Regions from separate parts of the Homo sapiens genome. Here regions 1 and 3 are each linked to region 2. Evidence: chromatin loops called from intact Hi-C (ENCODE). Cell type or tissue: CD4-positive, alpha-beta T cell. All regions are shown on one strand.

The links. A loop is a pair of places that touch in the nucleus more often than their neighbours do. Peaks named below come from ENCODE experiments on the same cell type or tissue, not always from the same donor. Only the 100,000 strongest peaks of a DNase experiment are listed, where the experiment ranks them.
Region 1: a loop joins it to region 2, with 3 times the contacts of the local background. A loop is called at or near these places in 9 of 110 quality-filtered maps.
Region 3: a loop joins it to region 2, with 9 times the contacts of the local background. A loop is called at or near these places in 8 of 110 quality-filtered maps.

What each region holds. Positions count from the first base shown.
Region 1 is chr4:152,095,114-152,103,113 of GRCh38, reverse strand. LINC02273 (long intergenic non-protein coding RNA 2273) reads right to left here and starts at 2,361. Exons shown (of 3, transcript NR_121628.1): 1 at 2,297-2,361; 2 at 1,534-1,630. RefSeq lists enhancers at 209-1,408, 1,703-2,203, 2,303-2,597, 2,204-2,704. In CD4-positive, alpha-beta T cell, a CTCF peak has its summit at 3,213; DNase peaks (open chromatin) are centred at 2,353, 2,583 and 3,353; H3K4me3 peaks cover 1,517 bases; H3K27ac peaks cover 7,236 bases.
Region 2 is chr4:151,758,261-151,766,260 of GRCh38, reverse strand. It overlaps GATB (glutamyl-tRNA amidotransferase subunit B), which reads left to right and starts at 5,254. Exons shown (of 13, transcript NM_004564.3): 1 at 5,254-5,454; 2 at 7,339-7,489. The coding sequence starts at 5,279. RefSeq lists an enhancer at 5,259-5,538. In CD4-positive, alpha-beta T cell, a CTCF peak has its summit at 4,944; a DNase peak (open chromatin) is centred at 5,160; H3K4me3 peaks cover 1,298 bases; H3K27ac peaks cover 704 bases.
Region 3 is chr4:151,405,398-151,413,397 of GRCh38, reverse strand. FHIP1A (FHF complex subunit HOOK interacting protein 1A) reads right to left here and starts at 4,222. Exons shown (of 14, transcript NM_001109977.3): 1 at 3,933-4,222. It overlaps FHIP1A-DT (FHIP1A divergent transcript), which reads left to right and starts at 4,506. Exons shown (of 3, transcript NR_183963.1): 1 at 4,506-6,215; 2 at 7,790-7,875. RefSeq lists silencers at 4,263-4,432, 4,553-5,025 and enhancers at 4,252-4,951, 4,952-5,651, 5,483-5,792. In CD4-positive, alpha-beta T cell, no CTCF peak of the experiment used is centred here; DNase peaks (open chromatin) are centred at 3,617, 3,787, 4,427 and 5,177; H3K4me3 peaks cover 2,306 bases; H3K27me3 peaks cover 415 bases.

The DNA.
Region 1 (8,000 bases), 340 kb before region 2:
TGGATTCCATGAAAATTAAACTCCTCTGGGTAGACAGTCTATGGGGCTTGACTGTGAGGCATCCCCCAAGAACTTGGAAATGGGAAATACAATTTCCATCTGAGAGAAAAATTATAAAACCAGCCAGCACCAGATCAAAGAAGATCTATTTAAAGTCTCCTTATATGGACAGGATGAATTTCAGACCAGAGCAGCCTGGACTGACAGCAGGAACATTCTGAGGGACAGAAGGGCCTGTCAGAATGGATGCAGCGTCACAGACACAGAGAGAAATGAGACCGAGGAGGATCGTCGGGATGATTCAAGCTCTGACTGAGACAAGGCTGGGGTGATGGGTGTCCGCACATTAGTAGGCTCTGGGCCTCTCCTGGCTGCATCTCTGTTATGGAGAAGGTGAGGGGCATCCAGCTATCATGACTGGGTGCCCTAAAGCAGGGATGAAAGTCAACATCTTTAACAATCCATACAGCACAGGCACCACCCAAACAGCAAGATCTTCAGCTACAGCTGGAGCAGGGACCTAGGGTCCCCATTCTACCTGCATTTACCTTCTAGTGGCTGGGAGCTCTGTGAGGTCCCTGATATGAGAAGGGCAGTGAGTAGGAGCAGACAGGAGGCTCCAGGAGCAGGCTCCTTACCAATTAGCTCAGGATTTTAGTATGTTGATAACTTAACATGTTTGAGCTATTCGGTTCAACCCCTTTGTCTAATTCTAACTCACTGGGAAATCCCTGGATTGGAATGCAGTTTCCCATATGCTTTGATCTACAGGGAACGAACAGGCATGACTGGCTTACATAATTGTGAGATGACTATATTTTTCAAGGTAAACAGTTTCTGCTTTATCAGTCTCTTAGGAGCCTGGTTACATTGATCAATGTGAATTCACCCCTATGAGAGAAATCCACTCTTAGCTTGCTGACAAAGTCAATTGCCTCAATTACAAAAAAAAAAAAAAAAAAAAGATTCCCGAACTTGCCCCATAGAAGCAAGACAGCCAAGCTTAGAAGCAGCCAGCCCAGCCCTTTTTCAAACTTAGAATCAGTGATCCAAGGGTCCTTTCAGTATTTTTCCACAGGATCTCTGGCTGAATTTCCACAGCATGTGAAAATTCAACTATACACAAGACAGCATGATGCAGCGATTTTCTTTTTTTCTTCTCTCTCTCTCTCTTTTTTTTTTTTTTGCACATTTTATTTTAGTAGCACAACTCTTATTTTCAAATGATCTTACGAAGGACCTCAAGCTGCAGATATTCATGTCTTCACATCAGGCGTCTCTACTTGGGTGTCTGACAGGCACTTAAAATATAAGATGTCCAAAGAGCATTCTGGATGCCCTGCCCCCGCTGCACATGCTCCTCCCTAATGTGCCCTCATCTCTCAGGCCTAACACCTAAAATCATTCTATTCTCAGGTCATCTCTTAGCCTCAAACTCCTGCTTCCAGCTACAAAACATATGTAGAATCCCATCCCTTCCAAGCTAGGGCCCACATAGCTGAAACCTTGTTTTCAGCCAGTATCCCCTCTTACCTGGATGACTGCAACGAACTTATAATAGGTCTTCCCACTTTTATTACTGCTTCCTATACTTCCCTGGATCGGAATGCAGTTTCCCATATGCTTCTACCTACAGGGAAAGAACAGGTATGGCTGGCTTACATAATTGTCAGATGGAGCAACATTTGCTTCACTTAAAATTGTTTTTAGAAGTCTAGACTTTAGAATCTCTACTTGTTAATGACAATATAACAATGACCAATTACTACCATTTTAAACGTATTATTTCTCTATTTAGTGAAATAATACGTTTAAAATGTAGATCAGATGGTGACTTTCACCCTGTTCAAAGTGCTCCAACATCTCCCATCACTCTTAAACTGCAAACTCCTTACCGTGGTCTACCAGGCTCTCTGCCATCTGGTTTCCTGGTAGCCCATTGGCTGAACTGCCAGCTGCTGTCTCCTTGACTCCTGTGGCTCCAGACACACTGGACTTATTGTTGGTTCTCAAATGTGCCAAGCTTGTTCTCTGCTTTGCATTTGCTGTTTCCTCTGCTTAGAACCTCTGGTGCCCTTGACTTTGAATGGCTCACTTCCTCACACCAATCAAGTCTTTGCCTAAAGTCTCTGCCTTTGCTCAGAGAGGCCTTCCCTTGCCACCTCTTTAAAATAGCCTGCCTCACTCCTACTCTCGAGCTCCTCAGTCAGCCCCCACCCAGCACACACCACATTTCATAGTGGATGTTGTTGTGTGCCACTCAGATCCCCTGGCAGAACCGAAAAACGCTTGTCACCTTAGCTGCTGGGAGTGCAGGCTCCACCAACTCACACCTGAGACACTTTCCAAGCATTGCAAAGTGTCAGAGGTGTGTCATTTCCTCTGTCAGAGGAAGCTGCTCCACCCACATGTACACCCACTTCCTGGAGGCAGCTTGCATCCAAAGGCTGGTCACATGGGAGTGCAAATGCCCAGTCCTCCAATCTTAATTAGGACAACACTGCTTGTTGTCCCAAGCTGCAAAGCTCCTCAGGAGGAAGACAGAAAGCAACTTTTCCATCTGTCCGACCTGCGTCCCTCACCCTTCACACTTGTTGCTCCTGAGATCACGCCCCAAAAACCTCCTGCAAATCTCTTTGTCAGAGTCTACTTCCTGCAGAACCTGACCTGTGGGCCTCTACCCCAAATTGTGGGTTTTTAACTTACTTGTTTATTTCCTGTCTCTCCAACAAAGACGTAAGTTCTGTAACAGCAAGGAAAGGTCTATCTTACTCCCCTCTCTATCCTGGCCCAGACGCCTAGACAGTGCCTGGAATACGTGGAAGTTCAATAAATATTGAATGAATAAATGAATGCACCCCCCAATCTATATAATAGATAATAGGGAAACTGTCTTCCTGAAATTGTTTGTGTGTCAGGGGCACTCCTCCCTCTGTCACTCCTCTACCCACCGCTGGAGAAGTACCCAGGGCACCTCAGCAGCACCTTCAGGCAGAGTCAATTTTAGAATCAGGAAAGCAAGATTCATAGCCAGGTTCCATCACTAGCAAGCCCTTCCCAGTATCTCCTGGAGTCAGTATTGGGCCTTGCAGGCTCTTTAGCTTGTTCGACTGCGACAATGAGCGCCACACTCCGCTCCTGGAAAATAAGCTGGGAGAATGGAAAAGCTAATTGAATTGGTTCATCTCTCTGAAGCCAGTGATAAATCTTAGGGGTCTGAAGAAGGCCCTAGGGGATCTAATGCCCCCAGTGAGATCTGGGGTGGGGAAATTGACCTCAGACTCTGAACCTCGAATCAAGAGTGGTTCATTTTTACTACAGAGCCTGGAAGGGAGACTGCTTGGGACCTGCCCTTGGGTGACTCCTGCTGGCCCCTGGGGAGCCAAGTTTTATTCCAGTAGAATGTCCAGGAAGCTGTGCACCCTGGTGACAACTCACTTTCGCCTATGCCTTTAGAGTAAGTCTCCTTCTTGATTTCCAGGATTGGAATTCCCTGGAATGTTCAATGTGCCATCATTACCAGGACATAAAGAATGTTTCTGGGTCAAGAAGGTGCCAGAGATGGTTTAATGCACATCCTCATTACCTAATTGTTTTCTCCTGGTCTCTTCTCCAATTGCTTCCGTGTCTGATGAATTTTTCTCTGCTTTCATATGTGTTTTTGACAGAGACAGGGGAGCAAGGCTATCTGTGGGCTTTAGATCGCCTGACTTTTCTTTTGAGCATGATGAGTTGGAGTTAGATAATGCAGGGAGACCTTCCCCCTGAACCAGGGAGGGAAATGTGGCTGGGAATGCCCACAGACGGGTGATGCCCCTCTGTCCTCAAAGTGTGTTAGACGAGTTCTGCTCTCACCTGCCCCTAGACAAGAGGCAGTCCATTAGATACTTCGCATCTGCGGTAGACTGAACCAGCACCAGCTGTGAGAGTGGCTCTGCAGCTTGGATTTCACTTCCTCCAGAAGGCAGCCAGGACAAATGCTGCTGCTCATTCTCCAGGAGGAGGTTCCAGGATGATCCAGCCATTGTTCCTCTTCGGTAGCACAAAGGCAAGGTTACCCAGAGCGGACCCAGCAAATATCCAACAGCCTTTGAGACAGTCTGGACACATCCACAGTGGTTGTTGGATGGCTCATTACACACTCTCTGAGGAGACTGGTCTCGGGTCCCTAAGCAGATTGATGTTGGCAGTGGCCCGGGAGGCAGGAACATGCATGAAGGACACAGAGGCGAGAGGAGGCGGAGCTGGATGGAGTGCATCTAAGGCCTGGGGCCAGCCAGAGAAGACACATCTCCTCCTCAGCACCACTGAGGCCACACAGCCAGGCTTGTGAGGAGATGCCTCTGAGGACCTCCGAAACACACATCACTGGCTTGAGTATAAGAGGTGCTGGAGCACCTGTAGTAGCAAACATCCTCCTAGAAAGGCAGATAATGCCTCATCTCTGCCAAGGCTAAATTGTTTTTATAACATTCTCATCATTATTCTAAAGAATAAAACCATTACTAGTACATAATGTCCTCATCAGGGTACAAGACAGGCCCCAGGCTCTATTCTTGGCCCTGGCAGTTATCTGGTTGAGTGACTTAGTAATCTAGGCAAGAGCTGCCTCAACCTTTTTTTTTTTTAATTAAATTTTTTAGGCCAGGCACAGTGGCTCACGCCTGTAATGCTAACATTTTGGAGGCCGAGGTGGGAGAGTTGCTTAGGCCAGGAGTTTGAGAGCAGCCTAAGAAACAAAGCAAAACCCCATCTCTACAAACAAACAAAGAAAACAGCCAGGCATGGTGGTGCACCTGTAGTCCCAGGTACTTGGGAGGCTGAGGTGTGAGGATCACTTAAGCCCAGGAGGTAGAGGCTGCAGGGTGCTAGGATTATGCCTCTGCACTCCAGCCTGGGCAACAGAGTGGGACCCTGTCTAAAAAACAAAATTTTGTTTAAATATCTAGGCTTTAGAATCTCCATTTGTTAATAATAATATAACAATGACCAATTACGGCCTTTACTCTTGAATGGCCACTATGGGTCAGGCACTGTCCCAGGAGCTGGAGGAATAGTGGTAAGCAAGCTGACAACCACGCTCATATCCTGGAGCTCGTATCCACGGATCATCAGACAGGCAATACTTCCCCTGTTTTAGAGCTGAGGCCACTAAGATTTAGAGCCCTGAAGTGATGGCAGGTGAAGCACTTGCCCATGGCTGCCTGTTAATGGGTCATTGCCTCTTGGTGCTAACCTACCCTTCGGTGTTCCACTTTGTGATGCTGGGGCTGGGACTCTAAACCAATTTTTTTCTAGCCTTTGCCAGCTGCTCCATGGTAGATTCTATCAGTAAGGGGGTGCTAGGGGAGGCAAGAGAGGAGGAAAAGGGACCTGCTTCCCCCTGGGTGCTTTCAGAGCCTGCCTTTGTTCCTTCCTTCCTTCCTTCCTTCCTTCCTCTCTCAATCTTTCTTTCTCTCTTTCTTTCTTACTTTCTTTCTTTCTGTCTTTCTTTCTCTCTTTGTTTCTGTCTTTCTCTTTCTCTCTCTCTCTCCCTTTCTTTTTTTCTTTCTTCCTTTTCCTTTCTTCTTTTCCTTTCTTTCTTTTCTTTTCTTTTCTTTTCTTTCTTTCCTTCTTTCTTTCTTCCTTTCTTTCTTTCTTTCCTTCCTTCCTTCCTTCCTTCCTTCCTTCCTTCCTTCTTTCTCTCATTCTTCTTTTTTTTTTTTGTTAGACGGAGTCTTGCTCTGTCGCCAAGCCGGAGTGCAGTGGTGCGATCTCAGCTCATTGCAACCTCTGCCTCCTGGGTTCAAGTGGTTATCCTGCCTCTGCCTCCCAAGTAGCTGGGACTACAGGCACATGCCACCACACCCAGCTAATTTTTGTATTTTTAGTAGAGACGGGATTTCACTATGTTGGCGAGGATGGTCTCAATCTCCTGACCTTGTGATCAGCCCGCCTCAGCCTCCCAAAGTGCTGTCCGAGGCTTTCTTCTCTGCCATGGTCTTTGTGAGCATCACTCCAGCCTCTGCACTTGCCTAGCAGCTGCCGTCACAGCTTTTCCAGCACTTACAGAACCAGCCTTGGTGTGCCCCTTCTGAGACTCCAGCACCAGCCCAGCAGAGCCCCCTCCTCAGAGAGCAAAGCCTTGGCTCCCTGGGGCCTCTCCTCCAAGCTTCTAGCTTCTAGCTTCCAGGTTATAGGAACACCATGGTGTTCCCAATTCCAGCTTCTTCTCTTGGTTCCCCCAGGCCTAGTGTGGAAGCTGCTTCCTCAAGCTGCCACCTCCATGGTATCTTAGTGTTCCTTCTCTAGCTTTCTTTTAATTTTCTAGTTAACAATGATTTATACCTAGCTAATAAGTCTTTATATAAAATCCTTCTGGCCAGAATACCTGGTAGGGCTCCTGTCCCCTGACTGGTCCCTGCTGAATGCACATGGTCATGAAACTGACCCAATTTTCCGACAAGCTGGATGCCCGTAGAAGCAAAGCTTGAGGAACTTACATTTGTACAATGAGGCGCACCTGCTGCCTGTGGACCAACTCCTCTCCCTAGCCCCTCCTGTTTTCCTTCCCAGCTATGTAAACCCCTAACTTTATTCAGCAGGGGAGGGACAGATTTGAGGTTTGGCTCCTGTCTCTCTGGCTGAAGTCCCCCAAATAAAAAGCCTTCTTTCCTGGAAATATTCATTGTCTCAGGGATCGGCTTTCTTTGTGGTGAGCAATGGGACCTAGACTGAACTCCTGCCATTCGGTAACAGTTTCACCTGGCTGAGCCAGTACAGAGCTGGGGCTTTGACGCTGGCCCACTCCTTCCACAGACCTTGCTGTACCCATTGTGCTCCTGGGTGATGTCTGGCTGGCAGCAGATCACTGGAGAGGGCATTACTTCTGATCACCAAGCCCCCTAAGAAGGCCTGGCTCACTTTCCTTCATGAGAGACAAGGAAGACAGTGTCCACATGCCCACTCCCCAGGGAGAGGGGCACTTGTTGCTGAAAAAATGATGTCAGTCTGCACTGGTACCCTTGCCTGCCCACAGCACTTCTGAGGGCAGCTGGTGGCAGACCCTCCAGTGCCTACCCCACAGCCATCTCCCTTGTTCTTTCTTGCAGATGGGACCTGTGATTGGGTCAGGCAGAGGTCTCTTGGTCTTGGGCAAAATAGACCCTTCCCCCCAACACAGGGGATGAATCATGATTGCTCTTAGCCAACCATGATTATGTCCCTTCATTTTGCCAGTGGTTGGGGATGTGACTCAGGTATAGCCAGTGAGGAGAGAGACAGCAAGAGAAATCCACTGGCTATGGAGTGGAGGCAGCCTGGATGGGGCTTCTGGCTGTCTCACTTCTCATCTCTATAACCTTGGGCTTGTTACTTAAACTGTCTTGAAATCATAATAGCGACATCATAGGCTTGTTGAAAGGATTAAATAGGAAATGATACATCAGTGAAAGCACCTTTCTGTGCCTGCCAGGTGCTTAATACATACGTTTCCCGTTTCAATGTCCAGCCTTGTTTATGAAGTACACAGTTTTGTATTTACTCTGGCTAGTCTCGGCATCAGTCACTATTGGGTACCAGTAACAAATTTTCATTTTAACATAGATTCTTGGCAGGGTGCAGTGACTCACGCCTGTAACCTCAGCACATTGGAAGGCTGAGGCAAGAGGACTGCTTTGGTGAAGAGGGGGTTGCTATGCCCTCCCTTCCTTCTAGCCTGGAGCTCCAGCAGCTGTCTTAGGACCATGAGATAACAATACCAAGGATGGAAAGTCAACAGCTAAGGGCGTCAAAGCAAAGAATGAGAAAAAGCCCGGATTCCTCACAGCACTCCACAGTCTTGGACTCCTCTGCTGCTTGCAACCAAAAGCATTCCCATGTGCTATAAAATGAGCATTCCTAGCAGACACGGCCCCACTGTGCCAGCCCTCACACCTGCTGCTGTAGGCTGCACCCCAAAAAGGCAGCCCCATCCTGACAGCTGTGGCCGCTGGTTTGCACTGCAGTGGTGGCTCCTAGCC
Region 2 (8,000 bases):
TATGCTACGGCAGCCAAAAGAAAGATAACAGCTATAGGGAATAAACACAAATAGAATATTGGGCTAGACAGGCTCCTGTTTGCTAGAGAGGCATTTTACGTATTCTTACTTTCTTTTGCCTTTTGAAAAACACAGTATCCAGTCCCATTCTTAACACCATTTATCTTCATTCTTACTATACGTGAGGGGATGAAAATGCCTTTTAGTAGCCAAGCTGATGTAAGTGTGGAATTCACATCAACTGAAATCACTGCTAGGCCAAGTCATCAAAATCTTATTGTTGAATTAGAATCTAGACTCAGACTCCAAGGAGACATGAATAATGTGTGTGCTGGTCTTTCCCTAACTAGTATTAATGAATCCCTGGGAATTCTCTCTCTCTCTCTCTCTCTCTCTCTCTCTCTCTCTGCATTTATCTCCGTGGTTGTTTCATCTGATTGTTGCTTGATTTTAATTCAATCTGGCACTTCTTCATGGAGCACTAAATTTCTTCTCAACGGCTATACATTAAACTGTGGTGAGCCCTGAAGGCTCTACCACCAACATGAGTTCAGCCTTTATTGCTTTGTGCAGTCCATCCATTCTTGGTTCAAGGGTGGCCTAGATACAGAGATACCAGTTCAGATACGCATAGGTAATGACACCAATTACAGGGCAGGATGTGTAAGATAAGCTCTTCCATTCTCTTCTGTACCATGCTGATGGACTCTGATACATCTTCCCTTCAATTATCAAGTAGGAGTTCATTCGCTGAAAGGTCTCATCAAAGTCCACGTGTCTTGGTGGTGGAGTTCTTTAATGCCACACTTTTCAACATCTTTAGGCTTAAAATCAGGAGAACCATCTGACATACAAAAACATCATCTGTTTTGAAACCTAAACGTTTCTATTATTGGAGCTCCTGAATTAAGCTACTGCTTAGAAGTGTGTGTTTGGTGATGTGTGTGTGTGTGTACAAGCTCTCTAACTTTGAAGGCCAAATATCGAATTCCAAAACACAAAAGAGAGAATTTCTTGGTGCATAGAGGGATATGACCACATGCAAAAACACAGTTTACAGAAACATGGAGTTTAACGTGTTCTACCACCCATTACTTACAAATCAGGAGTATCTTCTTTCAAGTACGTCATGAAGCAAAGGATGTATGGAAGTGGAGCTTCTTTCTTACACATCATTCTTGTTGGCTCTGAGGGAGTAGCCAGATTTCTAGAAATTTCTAGAAAAAGCCCGGGGAAAGAGCAAACCATCCAAACCATCCCCTGAGATTAGATAGAAGAAGGGAGACCATAGAGAGCTTCCAGTTTATGGTCCAGGCATAATAGCAACAATGTGCTGGCCTCATCTTCCCCATATGGCCCTTCATCTCTCAAGGACATTGAACAGGGTGTTCTATTTCCTTGCACTGGAAAGGAAAAAGGAGTCATAGATTTCTTTGCTGCAAAGCAATCTTCTAGAGAAAGCAATTATTCCCTCTGCATCAGTATTTTATCAGAATCAAGACTTTAATGGTAAAATAAAAGGAAATGAATCCTGTTTTCCCAATTGCTCAGCATGCATGTATTCCCAGTCTTTCTTTTTTCCCCTAATGACACCTAACTGGATTTTAAAATGTAGTTTTTCTAAGAAGGAACTTCATGTTTTCAGAATGCTTTCTCAAAAACAGGAGCTCTTCTAGTTACAACATAAATGATGCTATTAATTTCTGTTATATGTACATTATCTTATGTGGGTTTTGTTGTTACTGCTGTGGTTTCTTTCTCTTTTTTTAAGAGAATATCTACTGACCTAGCCATCTTCCGTCTCTACCATGTGGCATAAAGTTTCAAGACAGCAGGCTGAGTTCCATAGCCATAGAACACATAGAAACTCACAGCCAAGAAAGACAGGGATCAAGCTCACAACTGTGCTAAGAAATACTAAGATAACCATCTGCTTCCAGCTCTGTTAGACTACAAGGGGCATTTTGTTGATTAGCCTGCTAAATGCTTTTAAAGCATTGACTTTGTTTCCACAGGACAAAAGTAGTTAATCAAAGACTACATTAGTTAATGCAATTTTAACTGGAAAGATGTATACAAATAGATTTCGACATACATTGCCAGGATAGTGGAAACTGTCTCTTTTTCACTTTACTTGCAATTTTAATGTTTCTATTGAAATTATTTATTTCATTTAAAAAGTGGAAACTTAGAACCACCTGTATTACCCCCTCACATTGCACCCACATTGCTGAAGAAGCTATCTATCCTAGGACATTGGGTATTCATGTTATTTCCCCCATCGTGAACTAGTGAAAGGGAATGATTACAATTAAGCACAACTTAGATTTGAGAGAAAAAGTAATCTGTGTTCAGAAATCAATGTGGTTTTATTCATAGTTTTGAGTCAAATGCAGAGGTGAGCCAGTTCATTCCAACTCTGACATTCAAAGACCCACTGAAGAGCACTAAACAAAACCAAGCATGTTATTTTGACACATCTAACTACTGCCATTTATAAGTAACGACTCGAAATTCTGCTCTGCTTTACATAGCTTTTTAAAAACCTGTTCTAAATCTATTTGTACTGTGTATCAATTATATGGATAAAATAAGAGCCGAGAGGCTCTCCCTAAGAAAAATGTTGTTTTTGCTAGAAACTCTGCCCAGCTACCTTCTGAGTTCCTTGAAAATGAAAATCTCTGTGTCTCCCAGATGACAGCCACCTTGTCGGTGCAACCAAAATAGCTCTCGCAGCTGGAGAGCTGTCTATCAGCAATAGTTCTGACAGATATCAGATTTGGCATGCAGCAGGAAGGCTAGAAATGGTCCCACAGAAGGCGGTTTGGTGGGAGTATGACCAGCTAAGGAGCAAGGCAGGGGGAGCACTCAGAAAACAGTGCTCCTGTTTTCACAAGGAAAACTACAGGCATTTCGGGAAATGACAAATAGTCTTGAGGGAGAGGACAGCCAAAGAGATGGTTATTGACAAGTCTCTATTTCCACGATTAGTTCTATAGGATTTTTGAAAGGGCAATGATTAGATAGAGACAAGATGCAGGAAACTGGCCGGTTTCCGTTCGTGAAAGGAAGCAAATACACTTACATGCGTAGGATTTTTATCTCCTCTAGTGGTGGGGTGGGGCCTTTGAGGCGATAGCCTATTACTGAATAATACCGCTTCAGAAACAAAGATGAGCTTCCCTTATAGCGCGTTTTACCCGTAAGATTAGGATTTTCATTAAATGTGTTGCTCTCCCTTACAGTGGTTTTCAAAACATTCCCAATCTTCCATTTGATGGAGTGAATCGCCTTTTAAGGATGCTGATTACCAGCGATGAGGTAACAAGTGTCCCCCTCTCTTTTTAGCTAGAGATACAAGATTCCATTCTCCTCTGTTGTCCTAACAAAAGTGAAGCCATTTTGTGCTCAGAGGCAACTCTCCTGACCCCTAGTCTGGGCCAGAAAAACCTGAGGAGCTAAATAAGTAAAAGAAAGCTAGCTTACCTAGAGTAAAGGTGGAAAACATGGAAACTCAGAGGGAAGACTCTAGTAAAGGATCTAGAGAATCATCTGAACCTTAAATAAAGGGCAATAATTAGAGAGAAATTTTGGAACAAGTCTCCACCACTCCCTTCCAGTCCCTGTCATTTTTGTCATTTTCATCCTTGGTCAAATGACTGATACTTCTGGTGTGGCAATTTAGAACAGTGATAGTGGATGAAAAAGTAGAAAAGATGGAAAAAATAAATGATGACAATTTTAAGGACAGTAACTAAAGTTTCTTTCTTCCATATGGATATGCAATTGAAGTGTATTAAAGGAAAAGATCAAAGGTTACAGCCAACTAATCAATGGATTATTGATCAATAACTGAAAATCTATCAATGTGAAGTATACAAAATATGCAGCTTTTCCCCTTGCCCTGCTCTATACTCAGAATTAGGCATCACTGATGTCTACTTGATTTCTCCTCTTGAATGTCTCCAAGGCAACCAAACTCATATGTTTTCTTTGCAAACCTGTTCCTTTTCTGGTTTCCTTATCTCGGTGGATAACTTCATCAGCCAGTTGTGCAAACCAGAAATCCAGGAGTTATTTGTTTCTCCTAGCCTTCCACCATCATATCCAATCCATCAGAGTCCTTCAATTTTACTTCCTATATCTATCTCAAACAGATCCATTTCTCTTTGGCTCTGCCACCACCCTAACTCATCATCTCTCCCCTAAACAATTACTGCTCCAAAGGGCATCCACTCCATCCTTTGTCAAATGCATTCTCCACACTGCACTACTTTATTCAACAAATATTTTTAAGGAACCTACTTTGTACTGTAGTGAATAAGACAGACGAGGAATTTGTGGAAATAGAAGATAAACATCAGGCAGTCAAAAGCACTACGAGGACAATCAAAGTCGGGTGATGAAATAGAGAGTGGCTAAATGACTATTCTAGACTGTGTTCAAACACAAGAAATCGGTGGCAGTTTTAACAAGGGGTATTAGTTTTGACACAGGAAAATGAAGGAAGTCCGCTGGGACGATGGTATCTGCTCCTAGCATATAAGGAGTGTGTTTCTGATACTGGCCAATAATAAAAAGGAGGTTAAAATGTACATGAACATTCAATCTAGGGCTGTTTGTCTCCAATTACCTCTGCTTAAACATAGCACTTACTACCTATATGGAAGTATCTTATTTTTGTTAACTTCTGTATGTCTCCCTTCTTTAGAATGTAAGCTCCATGAACATGCGGGCCATAACTGTCTTGATCTCTGCAGTAACTACAGTGCCTAAGAGAACTGAGCCTGGCATTACGGTAGGCATGCAAATAAGTATTTGTTGCATTAACGCACAAATTGCTGAGTGAAGCAGGAGAGTAGACAGAGAATATAACGGATTGGGTTTGGGGGCTGAGGAAGTCTCTGCTGAGCTGTCAAGGTCATTTACTTCCCCTTGCAAGGTTAACTGGGTTATAAAATCCCGGCCACGCTTTAGCACCAAGCATCAAGCGCTCACACTCTAACTTATACACACGCTCACAGCCACAAACCTCTCCAACTCCCCGCTAGGAGGAGTCACACCTCCCCACCCAGAAACCCTCCCACCCTCTCCTCTATTTCTCCTTCCCTCCCCTCTCCGCGGGGTTCCGGCAGGCTTCGAATCACAATGCTCGCCGGGAATAGTAGTCTTCCGGTCCGAGCCTATGGCGTTTTTAATGCATTTCCAGAACTACGCTTCCCAGGGAGCCTCGCGGCATAGTGAGGCTGAGTCACCTGACCAAGACCCTGGAGTTACAATGGCGGCGCCCATGCTGCGCTGGGGCTGCCGTGGAAGACGTTGGGCTTTCGCCCGGGTTGACGGTGGTTCTTGCCACCGAAGAGGGGCTCCGACTGGGTCCACATCCAACCAGATTAGGGGAGAGAGCTCAGTGGCTCAGCAGCCCCTCCACACGGCCCAGAAGACGAGGAAAGGGTATTCTGTTTCATACATTTCTGCCCACCTAACTGTGAGGTGGAACTGCAGGACTGGGGAAATAATGGCAATTACGGCCCAGCTTCTAGACGTTTTGGCTGACGGGAGGGCGTTGAGTTATAACCTGGAGCCCCGAAACCTAAATAAAAGCACAAACAGACTTTCTATCAACTCCGCCCCCATATATAAACCACTGTTTTCAAATAGATGTAGTTGGGGAATTCGCGAGTGTAAAATAGCAAATATTTTCTTGAAGGGTGCACAGACAGAAGAGTGGATTCGGTCATCTTACTAATAGCACTAGCAGTGGGGACGGTGACACGAGAAGCGGGATCATATTTAGCTGATTTTATTTAGCGCTAGTATGGGCTGGCAGCGTTCTAAAGGTAGAAAGGGAGCCTTTACCTACAAGCTCTTGGTAGTGGTGGGTTATTGTCATTAGTCAGAAAACACTAGCTATCTGTGCAGGCGTTTTATGTTGGAATATGTGTGACTAGACCTAGGAGGACGCAGCCAAAAGAAGAGATACTCCCCCTGGTTATATGGAGAGTTTTGCTTATTTGGCCAGATATCCCCTGAACAGCTGTTTATGCTTCATTATGTAAGAATTAAATAGTTTCTCTTTAAATACAGAAACATATGGCAAGTTTCTAATATTTTGTTTATTCTTTGAGACTAGTTGGCATTATTTTTACTTTCAGTTGGAGGAACAGAGGGAAATTGTCCAGAAAGAAGTATTCAGTTTTGTATTCTTTTCGTGAATTAGATTGTTTCCTTGTGAATGGAAAGTACATTTTTTCTCTCATGTAATGGAAATGCAAAAATACTTTGAATGGTGCTTTACTGCATGCAGAATTTCTAATGAGTTCCTACTTTAATTCCCCTCCCTTATGGGCTGTGTTTCCAAACTTTAAAAAGAAGGACTTATTCTTGCAGTACTTCAGATATAGAACTTTATATGTTGAAATGATTGAAACAAAACAAAACGATGTAAAATATGTATATATATATATATGTATATACACAAAATTACTTGGGAGAAGAGCAGGATAGGAACATACATGGATTTCATAGGGAATAAGCACATTTATAAGGACCTGGAGAGGCCTATGTACAGACCCAACAGAGTAGGACTGACCAGATAAGAGAGATTATTATAGCATTTAACAGCTTCTTAGATTTGATAGCAAATAAGCATTAAAAAAGTAACCTGAAATTAGGTCTCAGGAATTGAAAGTGATTTGGGGGACCAAAAATATGCCGCATCAGATGGTTTAGTGTGGTGGAGTTTTGCAAAATTTTTTTAAGAGTATCATTTAGTGGTGATTTATTGTATCTGTGTCTCTCTGGTTATTATACATGCAAACCAAAACATGGTTGAGAATTTCCTTTTTAAATAAGAGACGTGGAACTATTTATCATTATTTCTCTAGTAGTAGAATGTTGCCATTTATGTTAATTCTAGATAATGTGGGAAAGATCAGCTTTCATCATTTACTGAGTGATTACTTGATAAGTTACAGTTAATTTGTTAAATGCCGCTTTTCACTGAAGTCAGCCAAGCAGTTGTCACCTGATACCCATTTCTAAATTGTTTTAAGACGCCAAATTGTTCCTTTCTCTATAGCCTTCATGTTTATATCATCAGCCTCCTGATGCCATGTTGTAAATGAATTTTAGTTTGCCAATCTCAGTGTAGGCGCTTATTCTAAATTGTTTTTTATTTAGTCACTGATAAAATATGACACATTTTTAATGTGAGGATATAACATTGTATTAAGTTTAAAACACATATAGGAAATTAACATTTGTGGTTTAGACTTATAGAAATTCATTCATGGTGACAAATATAATACATCTTAACCATTATCTCTTTCTTCTTAGTGAACACAAATGGGCTGCTGTGGTAGGTTTGGAAATTCATGCCCAGATTTCCTCCAACTCTAAACTCTTCTCTGGATCTCAAGTTCGCTTTTCAGCACCTCCAAATTCTTTGGTTTCTTTTTTTGATGCATCTCTACCTGGAACTTTGCCGGTAAGATTCTTATTTAATCCTATTTTCATTAGAAAAATGTTTATTTTATATTGAACATGGAAAATTATTTTCTTGTTTTAATAATAACACAACTCTTTGGAAATACTTATTTAGGGAGTTTTGGGTGAAGCGGGATATATTAAATGTTTTCTGAAGACCCATCTCTGTGATGCTGTTTCTAAGTCTGAATATATTCATACATGTATTCATCACTTCACAAACATTTTAGCATGTCTACTAATACCAGACATTGGGCTTTGAGCTGGGTCATAAAGATGATCCTTGCCTTTAAGGAGTTCAAAAACTAGTAGGGGAGATGTGTCTTATAAACAAACAGAGAACAGTGTGATTCCTTCTTTGAAGGTAATATGCAGAGGATGATTTCGAAACCCAGAGGAGGGACAACTAATTCAGTAAAAGAAAGGACTGTTGTGAGAAATTGAAGTAGGGGTACTTTAGGTTAAGGAAGGGTTACTGAAGAGGTGGTGGCCTGAGCTATTTGAGAAGCCCA
Region 3 (8,000 bases), 350 kb after region 2:
AGCCAAAAACAGCAGATTCCTGTCTGGCTCCTCCTCACCCCTGAGTTTCATTCTCCGAAAGAAGGTCCTTCAACTCTTTTAGCTATTTCTTCTGGTAATTACTTCTATATTTGTAAATCATGCACTTATACTGCTATTTACAGAGTTTTTCAATTTTAGACATTGCCAAAATTCCTTATTCAATCTATCAAGGTATTTATTCACCTACGCCACTTCCCAAGATCTCCCTCCCAAATTTAATGGAGGTTACTTCAATTTTATTGCACAGCTATACTGTTGAGATGCCAAGGCTATACAGACTATATGTTACATGTGTACACACACTTACACATACACATATATGTACATATTCATATATAGTCCTGTCATCCTGTCTCCACATGAGCTCATATTTTGGTTAATAAGAAATAAGAGGGCCAGGCACGGTGGCTCACGTCTATAATCCCAGCACTTTGGGAGGCCAAGGCAAGTGGATCACCTGAGGTCAGGAGTTCGAGACCAGCCTGACCAACATGGAGGAACCCCATCTCTACTTAAAATACAAAATTAGCCAGGCGTGGTGGTGCTTGCCTGTAATCCTAGCTACTCGGGAGGCTGAGGCAGGAGAATCCCTTGAACCCGGGAGGCAGAGGTTGCGGTGAGCTGAGATCACGCCATTGCACTCCAGCCTAGGCAACAAGAGCAAAACTCCATCAAAAAAAAAAAAAAAAGAAAGAAAGAGAGAGAGAGAGAAAGAAAGAAAGAAGGGAGGCAGGGAGGGAGGGAGGGAGGGAGGGAGGGAGGGAGGAAGGAAGGAAGGAAGGAAGGAAGGAAAGAAAGGAAAGAAAGAAAGAAAGAAAGAAAAAGAAAAGCCCATTTCACATCCAACCACTTCACAAAATGTAACAAGGAAAAAAGTGAAAGCATGGGCTGTAAATCAGAAATCCTGAATTCAGGTCTCAGTCCACAATATACAGGAGCAAAGAGTATGCCCATAAAAGTCCCTTATTATTGGCCGAACACAGTGGCTCACGCCTGTAATCCCAGCACTTTGGGAGGCCGAGGTGGGTGGGTCACCTGAGGTCAGGAGTTTGAGACCACCCTGGCCAACATGGCGAAACCCCATCTCTACTAAAAATACAAAAAAAATTAGCTGAGCATGGTGGTGGGCACCTGTAATCCCAGCTACTCAGGAGGCTGAGGTAGGAGAATCGCTGGAACTGGGAGGCAGAGGTTGCAGTGAGCCGAGATCACACCATTGCACTCCAGCCTGGGCAACAAGAGTGAAACTCCGTCTCAAAAAAGTCCCTTATTATCTCTGAACCTCATCTGCTTTCCTCCTGTGTAATCTAAACACAATGGCATCTACTACAAAATGGTTAAATCACAAGGCACAAACATGGTACATGAAAGCACTCTGTGAAACATAAAGCACTACAGAACTGTTCACTTCTGTTATTGTTTTCATTAAGAGATCCCTATAAATGAAGTTCCTGGAGTTTCTTGTCACTCTTGAGCACTGTTCCCCTACCTGGGCTAAGAACCAAGGGTTGGAAGTTGCTAAAAATAAGGATGAAGTAGATCTAAATTGTGTTTCAATGGCAGAATCTGATCCAGATCTTCACTGGGCCTACGTATCACCCTAGAAGACAGATGTACACAGAATAAAGATCAAGTGTCTAAACAGATTAAATAAAGCAATTTTGCTTTATATTTGCATGGAGAAAGGAGGTTCCTTATTAAATTTTCTTTATGAAAGTAATACAAGAGGCCAGGCATGGTGGCTCACACCTGTAATCCCAGAATTTTGGGAGACCAAGGCAGGCGGATTGCTTGAGTCCAGGAGCTCAAGGGCAGCCTGGGCAACGTGGCAAAACCCTGTCTGTATGAAAATACAAAAAATTAACAGAGTGTGATGGCATGAACCTGTGGTCCCAGCTACTCAGGAGGCTAAGGTGGGAGGACTGCCTGAGCCCAGGAGATCAAGGCTGCAGTGAGCCGAGATCATGCCACTGAACTCTAGCCTGGGCCAGAGAGAGAGAGAGACCCTAACTTTAAAAAAAAAAAAATATATATATAATTTCACTCCTCAGAGGCAATTCTTGTTTTTTCTCATTTTACCTCCATATCTCTACATAATATATTTGTACATCTGCTTCTTGTTTGCAGTCATTATCTATCAAGTTCCTATTAAAGAAAGAACTTAGCAGAGAAAGTATTTTGAACCAATCTTGGGAGGCAGAGTACAGAACTGTCCAGCAATGCATCACTCTGACTATGTAAAAATAAAACACTCCTTTTATTTCTAGTCTTCAAGTCCTCCATTAAAAGTCCTACACAATGTCTTTATATGAGAGCCAAGAAAAAAGGTAGCTGGGCAGTTGGACCTAAATTTTTAGACCACTCTCAATCACTCTCTGAATCCACTTCAGTGATGTCCAGTTTCTCTGCCCCTTTCCAGCCACCCTACACAGTTTAATCCTGTTCCTTGTCCTACAGGACAAATGATAAATAGGACCCCAAACTTAATTTATTTCAAGACAGGCATGGACATAATTCTTATGAGCTCTGCGGAAAGGGATTAACTGGAACTAAAAAGATATCAACCTTTAATTATGCGAAAAGTTACCTAAAGCCAACAAGTATACTGTATTAAAGAGTAAATTTATGGACTAAATATCCTGCTCAATTTCGGTCCAAAGAAGACCTTTGAAGTTCTCCAAACGTGGACTTCAGCTGTGGTTCACTACATGTGGACAGCTTCGGGGACAGCATCCTGCCTAGTGCCAGGTGTACAAGTGAACTTGAGGTCAGGCAGGTGACCCTGACAAGCAGGCATAATACATTAAGGAGAGGAAATCTTCCCTCTCATTAATCAACAGGATAAAGGTAATTAAGCAGGAATTATTTTTCAATGACCTATATAATTTCATCAGGGCTGCTATGACTATTAGCAGGGAGCAGCTGACTTCCTAATGAGATGAATTTGATAGCACAGCCCTTCCAGAGAAGCCAAGGGAGCAAGCCCAATCTATAGGGAAGCAACAATTGTTAGGCATTGTTTACTCCTCCTCCTGAAAGCTGTCTCTCCTTCTCAACATTTGGCTCTTTCCCTTCAGGGGGGTTTCCCTGTCCCTGGATAGCTGGGGCTGCAGCATCTGCTGAATAGTGGAAGCTAGATCTGCTGTGAATGGGTGGGTCCAGGAGGCTGGGACACTAATTCACTAGACCTGCTCATGTGATTCCCAAAGTCCCAAGCCAACAAGGCTACCGCCGCCTGCACCAACACCTCGCTCTGACCAGGCCTGAAATAAGACACCAAGGTAGTTCTTCCCACTCCCTAGCAGAAGCGGAGTTAACAAGGGACCTTTGTTGAGCCAGAGGAAACACAAACACATACACACTATCAATAATAACCACGACTTGAACGCAGTTTCATCACAGAATTTACGAAATTGAGCAACAGCTACCTAACCAGTAAGTCCTTACACCAGGAAAGGGCTGCAAACCTCAGAGGGGCACCGCCTCTGTCTCCTGTGTAAGCAAGTTGATTTACAGGGGAAACCTGAACTCCACATCTCTTTGCCTTTTCCTGTGCCTCCCAGAGGACCCTGGGACCAAGGAATGGGATGGAGGGCCCTAATGACATATTCCTTCGTCAAAACAAGCTGGCTCTCTCTCTCCCAGGGTCAGTCACCGCGTTACGCCCCGTCCCGGAGCCCGAAACCCTAGAAGTCACCTCCTCCCCCCTGCGCCCCCGCCCGACGCAGCGACCTCGTTTGGAACATCCCCAGCCGGCCCCCAGCCCAATGCCTGCTCCCTCAGCCCAATGCCCGCACCCCCTGCCCAGTTGGCGGATGCAGAGAAGGGACATTTCGACTCTCCCTCCTCCTTCAACCCTCTAAAATAAAAGAATCCCTCAAGCGCAAATCTCCGGCCAGCACAGCACCTACCTGTCCCCGGCCGTGGCTCCTCCTCCCCGAGCAGTGGGGCTCGCTGGACAAGTGTCCTCAGATAGTCCAGAAAGTTTGCTCTGCGGTCCCGGGGACGCCTGCGCGGGACCCAGTGAGGAAAGCCGGGCTGGCTCCTCGCACCTCGGGCGGCCGCCGCTCGAAAGTCTTGGCCCAGGTCCTCCAGGCCCGGCTCAAACTCAGGAGTGCCCGGGAAGAATGTAGGTCGTGAGAAGGTCGGAGCGCAACTTTTCGAAGGTGCGTCAGCCGCGGGCTGAGGCGCGTGGGTCACTGCCTCCCCCCAGCCTCTCCCTAGTGAGCGCGGGGGGGGCGGGGGCGGGGGCGGGGGCCGGGGCGGGGCAGGGGCGGGGGTGGGGCCCAACCTGCCTGGAGGCCTCGGGGAGCGCGCCCCGGCCCCGCCCCCGCCGCCGCCGGCCCCGCCTCTGCCGCTGGGACACGCCGCCGCCAGGTGCGCCGGGGACTTAGGCAGTGCCGCGCCGCACGGCCCGCGCCGGTTTCCAAGGTGAAGGAGGAGGAGCCTCTGAGGGAAAGTTTCCACAGAAACTTGAGCTGGGCGCAGTGTAGCACTCGCGCCCTTGGGGGCTAGCGTTTGGCCGGAGCTACACACTCTTTACTCACGCACGCACACCGCCGTACACAGCACAATCGTTCACCGTCCCGCCAAAGGCTCGTCTCTCGGGTTCTGCCTAGTGGAAGGAGTCGGACAACGCCGCACGTCACGGGCGTTTCGGATTTCTTGCTTCCCAAAGGTTTGACGGCGGCCACCGGCGCCCCGGCCCAGCTCTGCTTTCCTTTGCTGACTCCTTCCTTTAGGTGTGAATTTTAAAATGCTGATACCGCCCCAAGAGAGCTGAGTCAAGTGAGGCAAACGTTCGCCTGTTGTTCTCCTGACAGACTCCCTGCAGTGGGCAGGGGAAATGTGGCCTTGGCCGACATTAATGAAGTGCCAGGATGGAGGGAGGGGGCCTGCTGATTTGTTCTGTTTTACTTTTTAAGGGTAACTAGAGCGTTACTGGAGTCGTCTGTGGGTTTGGGGAGTATGTGGCGCGTGTGTGTGTCACACATTTCACTGGCAACTCCCGCCAACCCCTTCCCAAGAAATGAAGGCTCTAATGTGGGCAGTTCTGCAACAAAGGTGAAACTTCCCCAAATCACGATTCCCCGCAAGATGAGAGAGCAGGTGCAGCATCCATTTTCCCACTATCACGCTTGAGATGGTGGCTTTGGGCACTGCCGGGTGCCCCGACATCCTTCCCAGAGCCCAGCCTTCCCACCCAGGCCCGGCCCTGCGCGGCCGCCTGCCTTTGCATCAGAGACCGCGGCTGTGCCATTGCCAAGGTGGGCAGCGCCGCCTCGCTTCCCCATTCCTCCGTCTCCCACGCCTCTTGCGTGTTTGAGTCGCGAAGTGATGGACTTTAAATCTCAGAGGAGGAATGAGAAACTTGGTTAGTGGCTCTCTTGGCATGTTCGTAGCCCTGTGGTTGAAGTGGCTGAAACCTGCGTTGAGCCTCAGTCCAAGCAGCTGGGGCCACACCAGTTTGCAAAAGCGGATGTGGCAGTTTCCACCGCAGCAGCAGCCTGCTGGCGCCTCATCAGATTCTCCTTTGGAGGAAGTATCTTCTTCCCTTCATTCTCGGTGAATGGCATCCAGAGATAACCAAAATCAGGTGTATCTAGTTTCAAGTTCTGTCTTGCAACCGTGATAATTGGAGGATGCAAACTTTACACTTTCTTCTCTAGCTGTCTACCACCACTGCTGCGCTTGTGGATGACTGCAGGAACACCGGGTACTTGCCACAAGTATCTCTCCAGATTCATCAGCCTTTCACCTGTGACAAGCTCAGTCAAGAAGTGGCTCCTAAGTAAAAGCTGGGGAAGAACAAGGAAGATAGAGCTCAGAGTAGAAAGCTGTGAAGTTCTGCACAACAGGTCCCCTTGGCCTGCTCTAACAGTTGGAAGGTGGGGGAAGCATTCATTTACTCAACAAATATATACTGAGTGCCTTTTGCATGCTAGGCACGCTTCTAGGGGTTGAGGACACAGCAGAGAGCACAAACAACAATTCCAGCCCTCGTGGAGCTTACCTCTTCCACGTGGGAAAGACAGATGGTAAATGTATAAGGACAATATATGGACTGCTGTATGATTAGAAATGCTATGGAGAGGCTAGGAGTGCTGTCTCATGCCTGTAATCCCGCAGTTTGGGAGGCCAAAGGAGGAGGATCACTTGAGGCCAGAAGTTGGAGACCCAACCTGGGCAACATAGTAAGACCCCCTATCTACAAAAAGTTTAAAAATTAGCCAGGCATGGTGGCGTGCACCTGTAGTCCTAGCTATCCAGGAGGCTGAGGTGGGAGGATCACTTGAGCCCACTGCATTCCAGCCTGGGTGACAGAGTGAGACCCTGTTTTGAAAGAAAGAAAGAAATGCTGTGGATAAAAATTAAGCAGAGAGGGTACATAGAAAGTATGAGGGGTGCTATGTTCGGAGAGGGGTGATGATCAAGGAAAGCTTCTGGAGGAGGTAACATTTGAGGAACGACTTGAGGGAGGTTAGGGATATCTGAGCAGACAACTTCCCAGGCAGAAAGCATAGCAAATGTAAAGGCCCTGAGGCAGGAGTATGCCTAAGTGTACTAGGAGCAATCCAGAAGGCACCATGAAAGAATGGAGAAGATGAAGTCAAAGAAGTGAAAGGTGGGGGTGATGCAGATCAGGTAAGGCTTTTACTCTGAGTGAGTTGGTTGGAGCCATTGGAGGATTTTGTGTAGAAAAGTGACACTTTCTGACATTGTAATTGGATCACTTTGACTGCTGGGTTAAGAATAAACAGTAGGGTGTAAGGGTAGAAGCACAGAGACTGGTTAAGAGGCTACTAAAATAATCTAGGGTCAGCCGGGTGCGGTGGCTCATGCCTGTAATTCCAGCACTTTGGGAGGCCAAGGTGGGTGGGTCACAAGGTCAGGAGATCAAGACCATCCTGGCCAACATGGTGAAACCCCGCCTCTACTAAAAATACAAAAAATTAGCCAGGTGTGGTGGCACGCACCTGTAGTCCCAGCTACTCAGGAGGCTAAGGCAGGAGAATCACTTGAACTCAGGAGGCGGAGGTTGCAGTGAGTAGAGGTTGCAGTGAGCCGAGATTGCACCACTGCACTCCAGCCTGGGCGACAGAGCGAGACTCCATCTCACAAAAAGATAATAATAATAATTGAGGGACAAGAAGATAGAGATGTGGACCAGAGAAATAGTGGTAGAGATGATAAGCTGATGGTTTCCTCACATTGGATGTGGGGTATAAAGGAAGGAGATGAGAAGGACTCTGAGGCTTTTGGCCTGGGCAGCATAAGGATGGAACTGCTATAACAAAGTTGGAGAAGACTTCAAAAGGAGGTTAGGGTAAAATCAAGGCAGGAAGGAGAGGCGCATAATTTGAATGTGGGCAGCGTAAGGACGGAACTGCTATAACAAAGTTGGAGAAGACTTCAAAAGGAGGTTAGGGTAAAATCAAGGCAGGAAAGGAGAGGCGCATAATTTGAATGGTCTTCAGTTTCTTCAACTTATAAAATGAAAGTAATACCTACTTTGTTAAGGTTGTTTTAGGATGACAAATTAGCATAGTGAAGTGTATAACACAATGCCTAATACATGATAGACACTTAAGAATGTTAGTTCCCTCTCTACAAATATGAATTTCATTCATATCCATTATGCCCTCTGGGAGTGAAACAGACTCATTCTTTTGAGGAAATAAGTCTTGCTAAAGGTAAAGGGGCTGTCTCCTTCTCCCATTCTTGCCATATGACACTGTCTGCTCTCTCTTTGTCTTCCACCATGAAGACAGGCATGGTAGCTCATGTGGAAGCTTCCCGAGGCCCTCACCCAGAAGCAGATGCTGGAGCCATGCTTGTACAGCTTGCAGAACTGTAAGCCAATTAAAACTCTTTTCTTTATAAATTAAAATAGATAAATAAAAATAAAGGATAAGCAGATGTGGTGGTACGGGCCTATAGTCCCAACTGCTTAGGAGGCTGAGGCAGAAGGATCAATT